Regions from separate parts of the Homo sapiens genome. Here all the other regions are linked to region 3. The links are chromatin contacts, found by Hi-C or POLR2A ChIA-PET in ENCODE. All regions are on one chromosome and are shown on one strand. Each heading gives the region's core, a stretch centred on a gene start or an enhancer-like site at or near the end of the contact. The rest is flanking DNA. Distances are from core to core; before and after follow the strand shown.

Evidence for each region. A loop is a pair of places that touch in the nucleus more often than their neighbours do. ChIA-PET counts read pairs that join two places held with the same protein, here RNA polymerase II (POLR2A). Pooled maps may share reads with other maps.
Region 1: a loop to region 3 is called in a pooled map, with 4 times the contacts of the local background. The contact joins the promoter of CCDC43 here to the enhancer-like site in region 3. A Hi-C loop is called at or near these places in 6 of 50 pooled maps. POLR2A ChIA-PET finds 5 or more read pairs at or near these places in 2 of 52 experiments (HEK293 and activated CD8-positive, alpha-beta memory T cell).
Region 2: a loop to region 3 is called in a pooled map, with 4 times the contacts of the local background. The contact joins two enhancer-like sites. A Hi-C loop is called at or near these places in 4 of 50 pooled maps. POLR2A ChIA-PET finds 5 or more read pairs at or near these places in 6 of 52 experiments (H1, K562, PC-3 and 3 more).
Region 4: a loop to region 3 is called in a pooled map, with 4 times the contacts of the local background. The contact joins two enhancer-like sites. A Hi-C loop is called at or near these places in 6 of 50 pooled maps. POLR2A ChIA-PET finds 5 or more read pairs at or near these places in 3 of 52 experiments (PC-3, Panc1 and activated T-cell).

What each region holds. Positions count from the first base shown.
Region 1 is chr17:44,688,021-44,691,454 of GRCh38, forward strand. CCDC43 (coiled-coil domain containing 43) reads right to left here and starts at 1,756. Exons shown (of 5, transcript NM_144609.3): 1 at 1,530-1,756. The coding sequence starts at 1,733. LOC105371792 (a long non-coding RNA gene) reads left to right here. Exons shown (of 4, transcript XR_007065769.1): 2 at 1-3; 3 at 158-273; 4 at 921-993. LOC124904010 (a long non-coding RNA gene) reads left to right here and starts at 1,761. Exons shown (of 2, transcript XR_007065770.1): 1 at 1,761-1,834; 2 at 1,975-2,290. RefSeq lists enhancers at 1,489-2,078, 1,747-1,886.
Region 2 is chr17:45,097,849-45,100,929 of GRCh38, forward strand. NMT1 (N-myristoyltransferase 1) reads left to right here. Exons shown (of 12, transcript NM_021079.5): 7 at 534-704; 8 at 1,557-1,665. Among named protein-coding and RNA genes, the nearest start is that of MIR6784, 15 kb to the right of the region's middle. RefSeq lists enhancers at 280-780, 781-1,281, 1,693-1,742. Within about 2 kb of position 1,448, at least 10 of the 41 ENCODE cell types and tissues checked have a DNase peak (open chromatin) inside an H3K27ac peak, as active enhancers do.
Region 3 is chr17:44,864,039-44,867,305 of GRCh38, forward strand. EFTUD2 (elongation factor Tu GTP binding domain containing 2) reads right to left here. Exons shown (of 28, transcript NM_004247.4): 14 at 892-1,027. Among named protein-coding and RNA genes, the nearest start is that of HIGD1B, 18 kb to the left of the region's middle. RefSeq lists a silencer at 2,525-2,706. Within about 2 kb of position 1,278, at least 2 of the 41 ENCODE cell types and tissues checked have a DNase peak (open chromatin) inside an H3K27ac peak, as active enhancers do.
Region 4 is chr17:45,020,530-45,023,981 of GRCh38, forward strand. DCAKD (dephospho-CoA kinase domain containing) reads right to left here. Exons shown (of 5, transcript NM_001288655.2): 5 at 2,815-3,452. Among named protein-coding and RNA genes, the nearest start is that of DCAKD, 29 kb to the right of the region's middle. RefSeq lists a silencer at 1,503-1,852. Within about 2 kb of position 1,547, at least 22 of the 41 ENCODE cell types and tissues checked have a DNase peak (open chromatin) inside an H3K27ac peak, as active enhancers do.

The DNA of each region.
Region 1 (3,434 bases), core at 506-3,005, 180 kb before region 3:
AATGTGAGTGATTTTTTCCTAGCACTTGTTTCCGCTTTCACAAAACACTTTTGGATTTGAAAATGTTTCTGCCTTCTACCCTTTTAAAAAAATGAGATATGAATATGTACATTTATATCTATATATATTTATACTAATTTTTTTTTCTTTGAGACAGGGTCACTCTGTCACCCAAGCTGGAGTGCAGTGGCACAATCACGGCTCACTGCAGCCACAGCCTCCTAGGCTCAAGTGATCCTCCCACTTCAGACTTCTGAGTAGCTGGGACTACAGGTATGCGCCACCATACCTGGCTAATTTTTTAAATTTTTTTGTAGAGACAGGGTCTTGCTATGTTGCCCAGTGTGGTGTGGAACTCTTGGCCTCAAGCAATCCTCCCACCTCAGCCTCCCAAAGTGGTGAGATTACAAACATGAGCCACTGTGCCCCACCTCATGGTACATTTTGATTCTATTACTAGCCTTTCAAAATTGGTTTTGAGAATAACAAAGAACCCATTTTTCTAACCTGTCCATTGTAATAAATGCCAGAGGATAAAGCCTTTGATGGACAGACAGGTGGCTCTCACAGTAGCAATCAGGTATCCAGGATCTCCTCTAATCCATGAATGCAGAGACAACTCTAGCTTCTACAGCATTTAGTGATGATTCAAGTAAATTTTATTTTTAAGCTTGTATTTAAAAGGAAACAATTTGTTAGACAGCCACAGGTAGCACCTACAACCAATTTAATCTGTAATAACCAGTCTAATAAGTGTGTATGTTGGAGGTGTGGGAAGTGAAGATGAAGGCAGCAGAAATGATCAGGTTGAAAAAGTGGACATCTGGGTGACTTACTATGTAAACATAGCTTAAAGTACACATTTCTGAATACCTTGCTTCTAACAGGCTAAGGACTAAGTTTCTCTCTCTTCGTTAAAGCTCTGATCTCTCTCATACCCTCCTTCCCACCACCAATGATTACTGTAAATACTGTAATGGATCAAGCACGACGTTTGCTTCAGTTCTGCGTGGGCATGAAAAGACTTCTACCACCAGCTTACCTTTTATGGACTCCTACATCCATATAAGAATCAAAAGGGCACTTCCTGCAGGCTTCTGTCATGGGACAGCCCTGGGAACTGCCTTGTAATAGGCACAGACCTCCCAAGAGCATTTTAATACCCCCAGTGAACACTGTAAACGGATGGAAATGGAATTGGTCGTCAGATATTTATGATAACATTCCCATTCTGACATTTCAATGCCTTCGGAAGAACCCTCCTCGGCTCACTCACAAGCATCGGAGAGGGCCTTGTCCCCAAGAATACGAGAAAGCCCTTCCTCTCTGTGTACCTGCAGCTTTCAGGCTTCCCACACCTGGTTGGGGAGCAACCTCCTTCCCCCGCCGCCCAGATATCAGAGGAGTATACCTCTCCCAGGTGAGACCACTGAGCCTCTGGGATACCCGGTAGGGGAGGGAGGGTGCAAAGTACTGACAGGTCCTCAGATGCTGGCCAGAGGCTGAAGGAATGTGTCCAGGCTACTCACCAGGAAAGCAGAGAGGATCCCCTGCAGAGCGTCCAGCTTCTCTTCTTCCTCCTCCTCCTGCAGGATACCCAAGATGTAGGCTCCATAAACGGCTCGGTCCACTCCCAGTGCCTCCAACCGTCCGTCCAGCCAGGAGCCAAAGCCGCCGCCTCCGCCATCGCCTTCGCCAGGGGCTATCGCGGCCACTTCGCTGGGCGCCGCCATCTTGGGGTCAGGGTCCTGCAAGCCCCTAGGGCGCCTACCGCAGTGCCTGACGGGCCGCGCCGCAGGTCCACCGCGCATGCCTGAAGAGGAAGCCCAGGCCCGTAAGTGCAAAGAGCGCAGCCGTGTCGGCCGGCTTGAGAGTTTTGTGCTTTCTAGATGAAGCGCGTCTTCGCATACGTGCGGTCGCGTGATCTCACAAGATGCTTGGCATGTGAGTATTCTTAACAGACTCATTCTACAGTTCGGGAAGTTGAGAGAGGTGCAGTAATTTGGCCAAAGTCACGCGGCTAATAACTACCCAGGACTGGAGCTCAGCGTGGATGCCATCGCTTCCTCCACCCGACCGAGCTGCCTTCCCCGCGCTTTCGGGGGATGCTGGCCGCCCACTCCCACACAGCTGTCTGGCAAGAACCTCCTGACAGCCTGGAATACCCTCGTCGTCGCTACCGACGGCTACCACCTTCACCTGTACAAGCCCTTCCCTGTCAAAGTAAAGGTTGCAGAAAACCTTCCCTGATTCCATGGTAGGCACTCAGTAAATAAACAGGCAACCTCAAGTTATTTCTTCCACTCATTGATTCAACGCGTGCACGGGACTATTCTTTGAGAAGCGTACCCCACCCTCTGCTAGGCACTGTGCCAAAAGCTTTTCATGCATTATCTCTTGTAATCCTCCCTACAGCCCTGTGGGGAGATGCTTTTATTGTCCACATTTTAAAGATAAGGAGACAGGCCGGGCGCCATGTCTCACGCCTGTAATCCCAACAGTTTGGGAAGCCGAGGCGGGTGGATCACCTGAGGTCAGGAGTTCGAGACCAGCCTGGCCGACATGGTGAAACCCCGTCTCTAGTAAAAATACAAAAATAAGGCCGGGCACGGTGGCTCACTCCCGTAATCCCAGCACTTTGGAAGGCCAAAGTGGGCAGCTCACCTGAGGTCTGGAGTTCGAGACTAGCCTGACCAAAATGGAGAACCCCCGTCTCTACTAAAAATACAAAATTAGCCGGGCGTGGTGGGACATGCCTGTAATCCCAGCTACGTGGGAGGCTGAGGCAGGAGAATCGCTTGAACCCAGGAGGCGGAGGTTGCGGTGAGCAGAGATCGTGCCATTGCACTCCAGCCTGGGCAACAAGAGCGAAATTCCGTCTCAAAACAAACAACAACAACAACAAAAGCCAGGTGTGGTGGCGCGGGCCTGTAATCCCAGCTACTCAGAATCGCTGGAACCCGGAAGGCGGAGGTTGCAGTGAGCCAAGATCGCGCCGCTGCACTCCAGCCTGAGCGACAGTGAGACTCCATCTCAAAAACAAACAAACAAACGAACAAACAAAATCACTAAAGATAAGGAGACAGATATGGAGAGAGTCACACAACTAGAGGGCGCCTAACCAGTGGCAAGAACTCTTCTTTGGCAGAGTTATGAGAGCTTCAGCTGACGTCAAAACACCTGGCTCTGGGCTGGAATGAATTACCCAAGAATTTGGTTGGCTTTAGCTGAAGTGCAGAGGAAGCTGGCAAGGTCCTGGCTAACTCCTTCCTCAAATATGTACTGAGTACCTTCAGTATGGCATTGTTGCTGGCACTGAAAACACAAAAATGAATGTCACAAAATATATGTCCTCAGGGGTTTTTAATCCATTAGGAACAGACATGTTTAAACAAATGATGACAATATAGTGATATAAATGTTTTAATGGAGCT
Region 2 (3,081 bases), core at 198-2,697, 230 kb after region 3:
ATGGAAGCACTTGAACAGCAGCAGAAATGGGCCAGAGCGAGTGTGACCCAGATTCAGATAGTCCTTGGGGCCTGTGATCTCTGCTCTTCATTTTCCCTGGAAGTGTTGAAACCATCTGCCTGCCACAGTCTTCAGGGCTTATTACCAGCTGTGTTCTTGAGGGAATCAGAACCCTTGAAACCCTAGAATTGCCTTGACCTGCCCCGTGGGTTCCCTGTGCTGCTTCCCTGCATGCTAAAGGTGGGATTCCCCAGCCAACTCCTAGGGACTCATCAGGGAGATGCTGGTGGTACCTTCAAATAAAGGTGTTTGCTTGGGTCCCACCTTCCTTTGGAAATAGATTCTGTTGAAGTGAGGCAGGCTCCTTGCCTGGTGGAGTGTGGTGGGGAGTCCCAGTACTGAGTGCAGGTGGCAGCTAAAAGTACACCCGTGCTGCAGACCTGGTCCTTCTAGGTGTGGCTGCACGTGCTTGATGGGATCACCATTCCCTTCCCTGTTAAAAACCTTGTCACCTGGATTTTTCCCCCTCTTAGAGAGAAGAAGATGGTAGAGATCAACTTCCTGTGTGTCCACAAGAAGCTGCGTTCCAAGAGGGTTGCTCCAGTTCTGATCCGAGAGATCACCAGGCGGGTTCACCTGGAGGGCATCTTCCAAGCAGTTTACACTGCCGGGGTGGTACTACCAAAGCCCGTTGGCACCTGCAGGTAAAACTGTCTTCCTGTAAGGCCCCAAAAATGCGGGTGTCTGCACTGTAGTTGAGGAGCATGTGCCACTGTGAGTCACAGCTCCGCCCTTAGCATCCCACCTCTGGCGTATCTGGTAAGGCGGGCACTTGGTGCCTGCAGGAGCCAGATGGGGAGCATGGAGAGGGCGGGAGGGTTGTAGGGATGGCAGATTGGCAAGTCCCTGCCTTGTCTGGAGGGCTCTTGGTGTCTGCTGGCTGCTGCCATTTGGAGATGGTGGGGGGCGGTACTGGTGGTTTGTTTTTGTTTTTAGGGATGAGCCCAAATCTGGATTTTTATGGGAAATGTCCTAAAGTTTTAAATGGTTGGCTCAAATTGTTTTGAATATTGTGTGCACCAAATAGAGCAAGTCAGCTATGTGATCTAAGGGCAACCTCTGCCTTAGAAAGTTGTTTAAAACAATTGAATAATCTCTCCTTAGAGAACTTTAAAAGTAAAAACACCAGGTGTGAAAGCAGAAGGGGAGGAGGGAGGAGGGTGAGTGCCTCTGCCATCATCTTCTGGGCATGACTACAGTCCTTTTCCGTTGACTTGATTCTAGGAGTGAGGATTGGTCTCCCCAGACAACCGCTGTAGCAAAGGAATAGTTTTTGAAATTGAGCAAGAAAAATAGGGAGAAAGAAAATCCAGGAGGAGCTTTGGCAGCACTCACTGTGGGGAGGGGGAGGCTGGAGAGCAGGGTGACACCACTGACTCCGGAGGCACCTGATGTGTCTCTCACGCCACCTGCTGGCCAGCTGGGGTCTCCCTGCCATTGTCCTTGTAATAGGGATTGGCCAGAACCCTGAGGACAGGACATTTGTGTCCCCACAGGTATTGGCATCGGTCCCTAAACCCACGGAAGCTGATTGAAGTGAAGTTCTCCCACCTGAGCAGAAATATGACCATGCAGCGCACCATGAAGCTCTACCGACTGCCAGAGGCCAGTGCTGCCCCGGGTGGTGGGCAGGGGGCAGAGAGAGGGCAAGGAGAGCCTGGCTGTCAGCAGGAGAGAAGGGCTCTGGGTGGAGAGGGAGCTTTCTCCTACTGGAAAAGCGAACCAGCCCATAGTCTTCAGATTTCCTGGACTTTCTATTTCTGTTATCTGAAGCAGGATTTTATTTTAGTTTAACTTTCTCAGTTCCTCTGAGTCTGTGCCTGGACTAGCTTCTCTGCCATCTGTTGAAAGGCTCAGAGAACACCTATTCTCTGTAATTTTAGCCTAAGTAAAGCATAAATAGAATGATGAATCCACTTAGTGAACCTTCATACACACGGCAGCGCGTTCCAAAGCCCAGCGCAGATGCACTACAGGGTCTGTGACGCCCCTCTGCCGGGTCAGGTAAAGGGTGACCTGAGCTTGTGAGGGATCCCCGATTTCTAATCCCAATTTCCCCACCCAGATTTGGCTGAAGGACTGGGCAACCTTAAAGTGAGCTGCTTTTCTGTTCTGGGTCTCAGTTTTCCTAGTTTCCCAAAGAAACAAATGCTCCAACTGTGGCTGGCTTCAGGTAGGGATTCTTTTTTTTTTGTTTTGAGACAGGGTCTCATTCTGTTGCCCAGGCTGGAGTGCAGTGGCACAGTCACAGCTCACTGCAGCCTCGACCTCCCAGACTCAACTGATTCTCCCACCTCAGCCTCCCAAGTAGCTGGGACTACAGGCGTGTGCCGCCATGCCCGGCCAATTTTTGTTTTTATAGAAACGGGGTTTTGCTGCCAGGCGCAGTGGCTCACGCCTGTAATCCCAGCACTTTGGGAGGCTGAGGTGGGCAGATCACGAGATCAGGAGATCAAGACCATCCTGGCTAACACGGTGAAACCCCGTCTCTAGTAAAAATATAAAAAATTAGCCAGTCGTGGTGTGGTGGGTGCCTGTAGTCCCAGCTACTTGGGAGGCTGAGGCAGGAGAATGGCATGGACCCGGGAGGTGGAGCTTGCAGTGAGCCAAGATCACGTCATTGCACTCCAGCCTAGGCGACAGAGCGAGACTCCGTCTCAAAATAAAAGAAGCCTGGGCGTGGTGGCTCACGCCTGTAATCCCAGCACTTTGGGAGGCCAAGGCAGGCGGATCACGAGGTCAGGAGATCGAGACCATCCTGGCCAACACGGTGAAACCCTGTCTCTAATAAAAATACAAAAAATTAGCTGGTCGTGGCGTGGCGGGCACCTGTAGTCCCAGCTACTTGGGAGGCTGAGGCAGGAGAATGGCATGAACCTGGGAGGCGGAGCTTGCAGTGAGCCAAGATCGCACCACTGCACTCCAACCTAGGCAACAGAGCAAGACTCCGTCTCAAAAAAAAAAAAAAAAAAAAAAAAAAAAAAAAAAGAAGGCCAGGCGCGGTGGCTCACACCTGTAATC
Region 3 (3,267 bases), core at 28-2,527:
AAGTTTAAAGTACATCGATCTATGAACTTTTATTGGCTATACGCATTTACGTGGAACAAAATAAGCACCCCATCTAACATCTACTTAAAACAATTCCCAACCTGACTCCCCTTGAGAAACACTGCATGCATCTCTATTCAATAAGTTACCCCGTTTTCTGAACACATTAATAAACCACATAAGAGGGAACCCCCATGAGCACACTGGGATAGGCCTGTGTGCCTTCAATGGTATCTGGTGTGTCAGATTGATGGGCAGACCAAAATAAGCTATTAAAACTACGCACCTTGGGGGCCCAGACACCTAATTCCCACCGGACTTAGAATCAGAGACTGCTGAGAAGACCCTCAGCCATCACCCTTTCCACTTCCCTGATTTTACAGATAACAAATCAGAGTCATGAAGAATTAGGTGGCTGGCCCAGGGTCATCTCATGGAATGGCCAGGGCAGGATCGAGACAGACTCAGGTGGTTTTTTCAACCAGTCCAGTGTCTTTCTGCTGTATCACGTGCCTTCTGTGTAACTAACCAAGTCTCCCAAGTCCTAGCCTAGTGCTTTTTGCACTATTTCACACTACCCAAGCATCCACCTTCCCGGCTGCCCCCTGGAAAATATACCAGAACCACAGAGCCTGCCTCCCCATCTCATTTACTTGAACACTCCTCCTGGCAGGAAAATGTAATTCCTTTTGGTTCCCAAGATAGAATGTGTGCCATCATCCACTAAGGAAAGCAGCTAGGAAAAACACCAGTGTTCTGCATCTGAATCTGTGGTTTGTTGAAAAGATCCTCAGATTTCTGACCTCCATCGCTGGGTGAGAAAAAATTGCTGTGATACCTGTGGCAGGGCACGAGGATGACAGAGTTAAGGGGCCACGAGCACATTATTACCTGTGAACTCGCCAAAGAACTTTTTGCAGACCAGCCTGAGCAAGGGGCGGATGTTCAGCTTCAGCTCCTCCTTCGTCAGGTGGATGCCAAGCTCGTCTAGGGTCCGTGGGAGGCTGGTGTCCACGTCACCTACAACCTGTGAGGGTGTAAGACACCATGTCAGCTGTAGTGAGAGCCTGAGCATGGTGCTAGAGGGAGACAAGGGAAGTCCAAAGAAATATCTGAAGAACTCCTTCACAAGGCTCTCTTCTATGGAGACAAAGCTCTTGGCAAGGACAAAAGTTTGGTTTCAGCGGCATCTCTGCTACCTACCCTTCAAACCACAGGCAAAGCCAACTTGGTTACATCCCCATCCCAGCCAATAAACCAAGCACTCAGATTGATTACTCCCAGTGCTGCCCCCTGGTGTCTGAAAAGCAGCATCTCCTCCCACTCAGAAACTCCCTCACCTATTAAACAGAAGTCTATTTACAGACTTCTCAGATTTAGAGGATCATTGTGCACTGGAAGGAACCAAAAAAGGTCACCTTGCTGTGGATCCTGTCAGGGCAGGGCCAAGCTAAATCACCCTCAGTAGACTCAAGGTCTCTACTGAGGCAGGCTCTATAAATTTTTTTTATTAATCCATTCCAGTCTGACATAAGATACTAAGTATTTTTCAGCACTAATAAATTTTAATTGCTATTTTATCTTGTTGCTAGGTTTTGCTGTTTTGTCCACCGGAATGGCCACACACATTTTGTGTATGTGTGTGTCCACTGTGCTTATTAAATACCTGCATATTTTATTACTGCCTTGGGAGAAAGGTCTGTATGAAAATTCCTATAATTTTTACCCTTTTAGTCCCATCTTTTAGGGAGTACAAATTCATATAAACGTCATGCTATATTCCCTTTTTTAGAGACAGGGTCTCACTCTGTCACCCAGCCTGGAGTGCAGTGGTGTGATCACGGCTCACTGCAACCTCCACCTCCTGGGCTCAAGTGATCCTCCTGCCTCAGCCCCCCAAGTAGTTGGGACCACAGGCACACACCACTACAACAGCTAATTCTATTTTGTGCGGAGATAAAGGGTTTAGCCATGTTGTCCAAGCTGGTCTTGAACTCCTGATCTCAAGCGATCTGCCCACTGGGACCTCCCAAAGTGCTGGAATTACAGGCGTGAGCAACCACATCCGGCCACGTTATATTCTTTGCTTCTCAGCATTCCACATGCTTAATTAAATCCTTACCATCTCCTGACAAATGATTTCAATCTGACAAGCATCACATATTGTGCAAACAGTTAAGAAAGCAAAGTTCATACGAACATGCTTTGTTTTGTTTTTTTCTGAGACAGGGTCTCACTCCATCACTCAGGCTGGAATGCAGTGGTGTGTGATCATGGATCACTGCAGCTTTGACCACCAGGGTTCAAGCAATCCTCTGGCCTCAGCCTCCTGAGTAGCTGGGACCACAAGTGCACACCACCAGTCCCAGTTGATTTATTTTATTTTTTTTGAGACGGAGTCTTGCTCTGTCACCCAGGCTGGAGTGCAGTGGCACAATCTCAGCTCACTGCAGCCTCTGCCTCAAGAGTAGCTGGGATTACAAGCATGAGCCACCACGCCTGGCTAATTTTTGTATTTTTAGTAGAAATGGGGTCTTGCCATGTTGCCCAGGCTGGTCTTGAACTCCTGGACTCAAGTGATCCTCCCGCCTTGGCCTCCCAAAGCGTCTGGATTACAGGCCTGAGCCACTGTGCCCAGCTCAGACATACTTTAAGTGGTTGCAAAGCGGTTCATTTTATGGGATGTACCATCACTCATTTAATCAGATTAATGAGCATAACTGACAAACATTTAACTTATTTCCAGTTTTTTCCCTTTTCCTGATGTTACAAACAATGCTATAAGCTGAGGTGGTGGACTCCTGCCTGTAAGCCCAGCACTTTGGGAGGCCAAGGCAGGAGGATCACTTGAGGCTACAAGTTTGAGACCAGCTTGGGGATAATGGCAAGACCCTGTCTCTACACAAAATTTTTTAAAAGTTAGCCAGGCATGGTAGCTTGCACCTGCAGTCCCAGCTTCTCAGGAGGCTGAGGTGGGAGGATTGCTCAAACCTAGGAGTTTGAAGCTGCAGTGAGCTATGATCGTGCTATTGCACTCCCACCTGGGCGACAGAGTGGGACCCTATCTCTAAAAATGCTATAATAAACACTTTGACTTATATGAATAAGCAGGAGGACTTTCACAATTATATCTGTAAGTTAAATTTCCGTAACTGAAATGATTAGTTCTAAGTGTCACATTCTTCTCAATAGTCAAGATCTGTTCATAAACCTGCTCTAGGAGAAGTCTTTTCTTTCATACCTTTTCCCTTTCCTTTGATTTTTTTT
Region 4 (3,452 bases), core at 297-2,796, 160 kb after region 3:
GGCTGTTAGAGCACAGGTCTTGCTTGTGTGGACCCTAGCCTCCAGGCCCTCAGATGCCCACTCCTTGGTGCATAGGGCTCTGGGAGAGGGTGGTCCTGCTATCTCGGCTTCTATCCCTTTTGACACTAAGATGCCTCGCTTGCCGGACCCTCAACCACACTCAACTCCCAGCTCTGTCTCTCTTAGTGGCTTGGGGCACCAATCTCCCCATCACACAGAAGTTGGATCCAGAGCTCCGCATGAGGCTGAGGATGAGCCTAGGGCTGGCCTGCCCCTAGGAGCCTCCCCCACCCCCCACCCCTCAGGGGTGGGGGGCTGCAGCACTCCCAGCCTTCTGCCTGAAGCCCGTTCCCAGCCTGTAAGCTGGGCGCCTGCTCCCTTGAATTCCCTCCCTCCCTCTCCCTTCCTGAGCGCTGAGCTGTGGAGCAGAATGATTTCCTGTAATTGGCCAGCAATCCGGCCGCCCGACTTGTTCTATCGACATGCTGGTTAGCTGGAAATTGTATTGGAATCTAAGTGACTGGGAGCGGAGGGGAAGGTGGGGAGCAAAGAGAGGCGGTTTGGGTCCCAGCTGGGTGCAGCCTCAGCTCTGCAGGTGGGATGAGGAACCACCAGCCACGTCTCTCCTGGAAGGAGCAGGAAAGCAACCTATAGCACCACATCACCTCCTTCCTTTTGCTCCTTCTCTCCCACCATGTCCGGGGGTCTCCCTGCCCACTCCTATATGACCCCATGGCCTGAAGTCATCACTGCCATCGCATTCCCCCTCCTGCTCTGAGACTGTTTCCTTCTGACCTAAAGTGCCTTGGTGAGAACTAGGGGCGCTCAGCAGCGCGCCTATCCTGCTCCCATTCAATTTCTAGCCATGGAGGCTCATCATGGAAGGTCCTAAACCTTTCCCTGCCTCTGCCCTGCCCCCCATGAGGAGAGAGAGAGAATGAACATTTGAAGAAGAGTTGTCAATTACTAAAGAGCCAAAGTGTATAATGGGGGCAGTGCAGATAGCCGGAGGAGCACTGTACTGGGAGTCAAGAAGCTTGGTGGTTATACCTGTTGGCTACTTAGGCCCCTTGGCTCAACCTCTGAGCCTCTGTAAAATTCTGGACCTGTCTGCCTCACACAGCTGGGAGATTTCAAGGGGATAACTGGAACGTGCTTTGTAAACTGTGAAACTGCGAATGACCTTCGGGCCAGTCGGGCCTGGGGGTGGGGGTGTTTTAGAGGCCTGCCTGCGCCCTTCGTCCCCCGCCCAGAAGGCGTGTGCGTCTTCACCCTCGCTGGTGTCTTATTGCTCCGCTCCGGGTGCTAAGGCCCAAAGTGAGGGAACGGAACGCGGAGGCTGCAGGGTCCCGTCGCCGTCGCGGTGGGTGGGCAGGGGACACGCCCTTTGGCACCCAGGGCCCGCAGCCCAGGCTCAGAGGACGTGGGCGAACAACGCACCTTTTGAGTTAGCGCTCAGGGTCAGGCAGAGCCTCCGCGCCCACCTGGCCCGTGCTCCCGCGGCAGCTGCTCGGCAGGAGTCTGAGGCCGCCCGCGGCCTGGGAGGAGGAAGATTAGGCCGCTCGGCGAGCGCCCGCCGCGGAGGCCCGGCCCAGCCCGGGAGGGTGCTGCCACCTGCCGGCCGAACGGCAGGCCGCCGGCTCGGGCGCGGGCCTGGGTCCCGGAGGCCCGACCTCTGCAGTTGCTGAGCGGCCTCAACTTCAAGTCCCCTTCGGAGAAAGTAGTCCTTCTTTTAAGGCCGCCTTGGACCCCCAAGGCCGGGAAGGGGATCCTGGGGCAGGGAGGCAAGAGGAGCTGGAGAGGGAGCTCTGGCGAGGCCCGGGCAGGGCAGGGCTGAATTCGAGGTTTCTCCACACCTGCCATGCTCTGACATTCCTGCTTCAAACCCAGCTCACTGGGTCAGGGAAGGTTAATTCTCTGGAACTTTACAGTTTGCTAAGGGTTTTCAGTGTCCTCCACTATGAAGCCTAACGATGTATGAGTAGAAACTAAAGGCAGGAGGTCACATGGCAAGCGGAGCCGGAATGCGAGCCCAAGGCCCAACCCCAGGCTCCAGCTCCTCCTGACAAGAGGCTCAGGGCACAGGAGAGAGTTCAGAAGCCTGGCTCTGCAACCTGGACCAAATCCATCTTTCTGAGCCTGGGATGGAAATAATCAGTGTTATGTTAACTATAGGGTCTTACACATCCAGCAGTGCCTGGCATGCTGCCGATACTAGGAAGTGCCATTTCCTCAATTATTGGGGTGATAGGGCACTGTGGGGGTCCATACCTTCCCTCTCCTTTCTCCGTCCTGGCGGATCGCACCAAACCGAGGAAGTGGCAGGCTCCTGCCACCCTCATCCTGCCTGGCCACCCACCTGGCAGCCCACCACTGCCTTACCCGGCCCTTCTTTGCCCCTTAGGGGTTTGCAGCAAGTTAATGAGCTAGACTCAGCACAAGCGGCTCTGGGAAAGGGGGCACTAAGTATGGCCACCACAGCATTTGCATCCGTCACACTCATTTCTAGCCTTAATAGGCTTCTGGCTGCAGGATCAACACATCAGCAAGTCTGCAGGCCCTGGCAGGGAAGGCTTATGTCTGCGCTGGTCTAATTGGGTTGGGGAAGGCAGATGGGGAGGCGGGGCAAGAAGGTGTGACGCTGCCTCAGCCCTCTACCCACCTCCCACAAAGGTGCCTCGGGCCTGGCTGCAGTCCTCCTGGGACCCAGGGAGAAGCCTGATGGCAAGTGCACCTTCTGGGGCCCTCACCTCCCCCTGAGCTCCGGGAGGACTCCAGCCCAGTGTGGGAAGAAGCCAAGTCTGGGAATCTTGGTTGGTCTGGGGCATTTCAGATCAACACACTTTATTAAACACCAACAGCGGGCCAGGCTCTGCACTAAGAACACAGAGATGAATAAGACACTGTCCCTGTCCCTAGAGGGCTTACAGTCTAGTAGGAAAAACCAGGCAAGTTTCGGCTAATTACTGTACTGTTGGATTAAGGTAAAATGTTGAGGGGGAGTTGGTATCCTAGACCACCTAACCCAGCCTGGGGCTTTAGACAGTGCCTGAACTGAGAGCTAGTTGTAGGTTAAAAAAAAAAAAAAAAAAAAAAAGGAAGAAGAAATAAAAGAAAATAAAAGGTATCCCAGGCCAGGAGCAGCAGGTTGAAGGCACAGAGGCAAGAAACAGCAAGGATGGTGTACACGGAATACCAAGAGGTCCAGGCGAGAAGCAGGGGTGGCAGGCAATAAGCAGGATGTGGGAGCACTACACAAACCCTACGTGGGGAGAGGGGTCTCCCAGAAGAGGCTGGTCCTGCCTGGCTACAGCGTTACCCACGAGAGAATCCTTGCTGCTTGCTGGCAGCAAGCCATACTGGGGGGCCTGGGCCTTCAGTATAAAAAATATCTCAACCTAGGGGAGGGCCTTGTTGACTGTTTGAACATGGAAACCCTTGGTCCAACATGA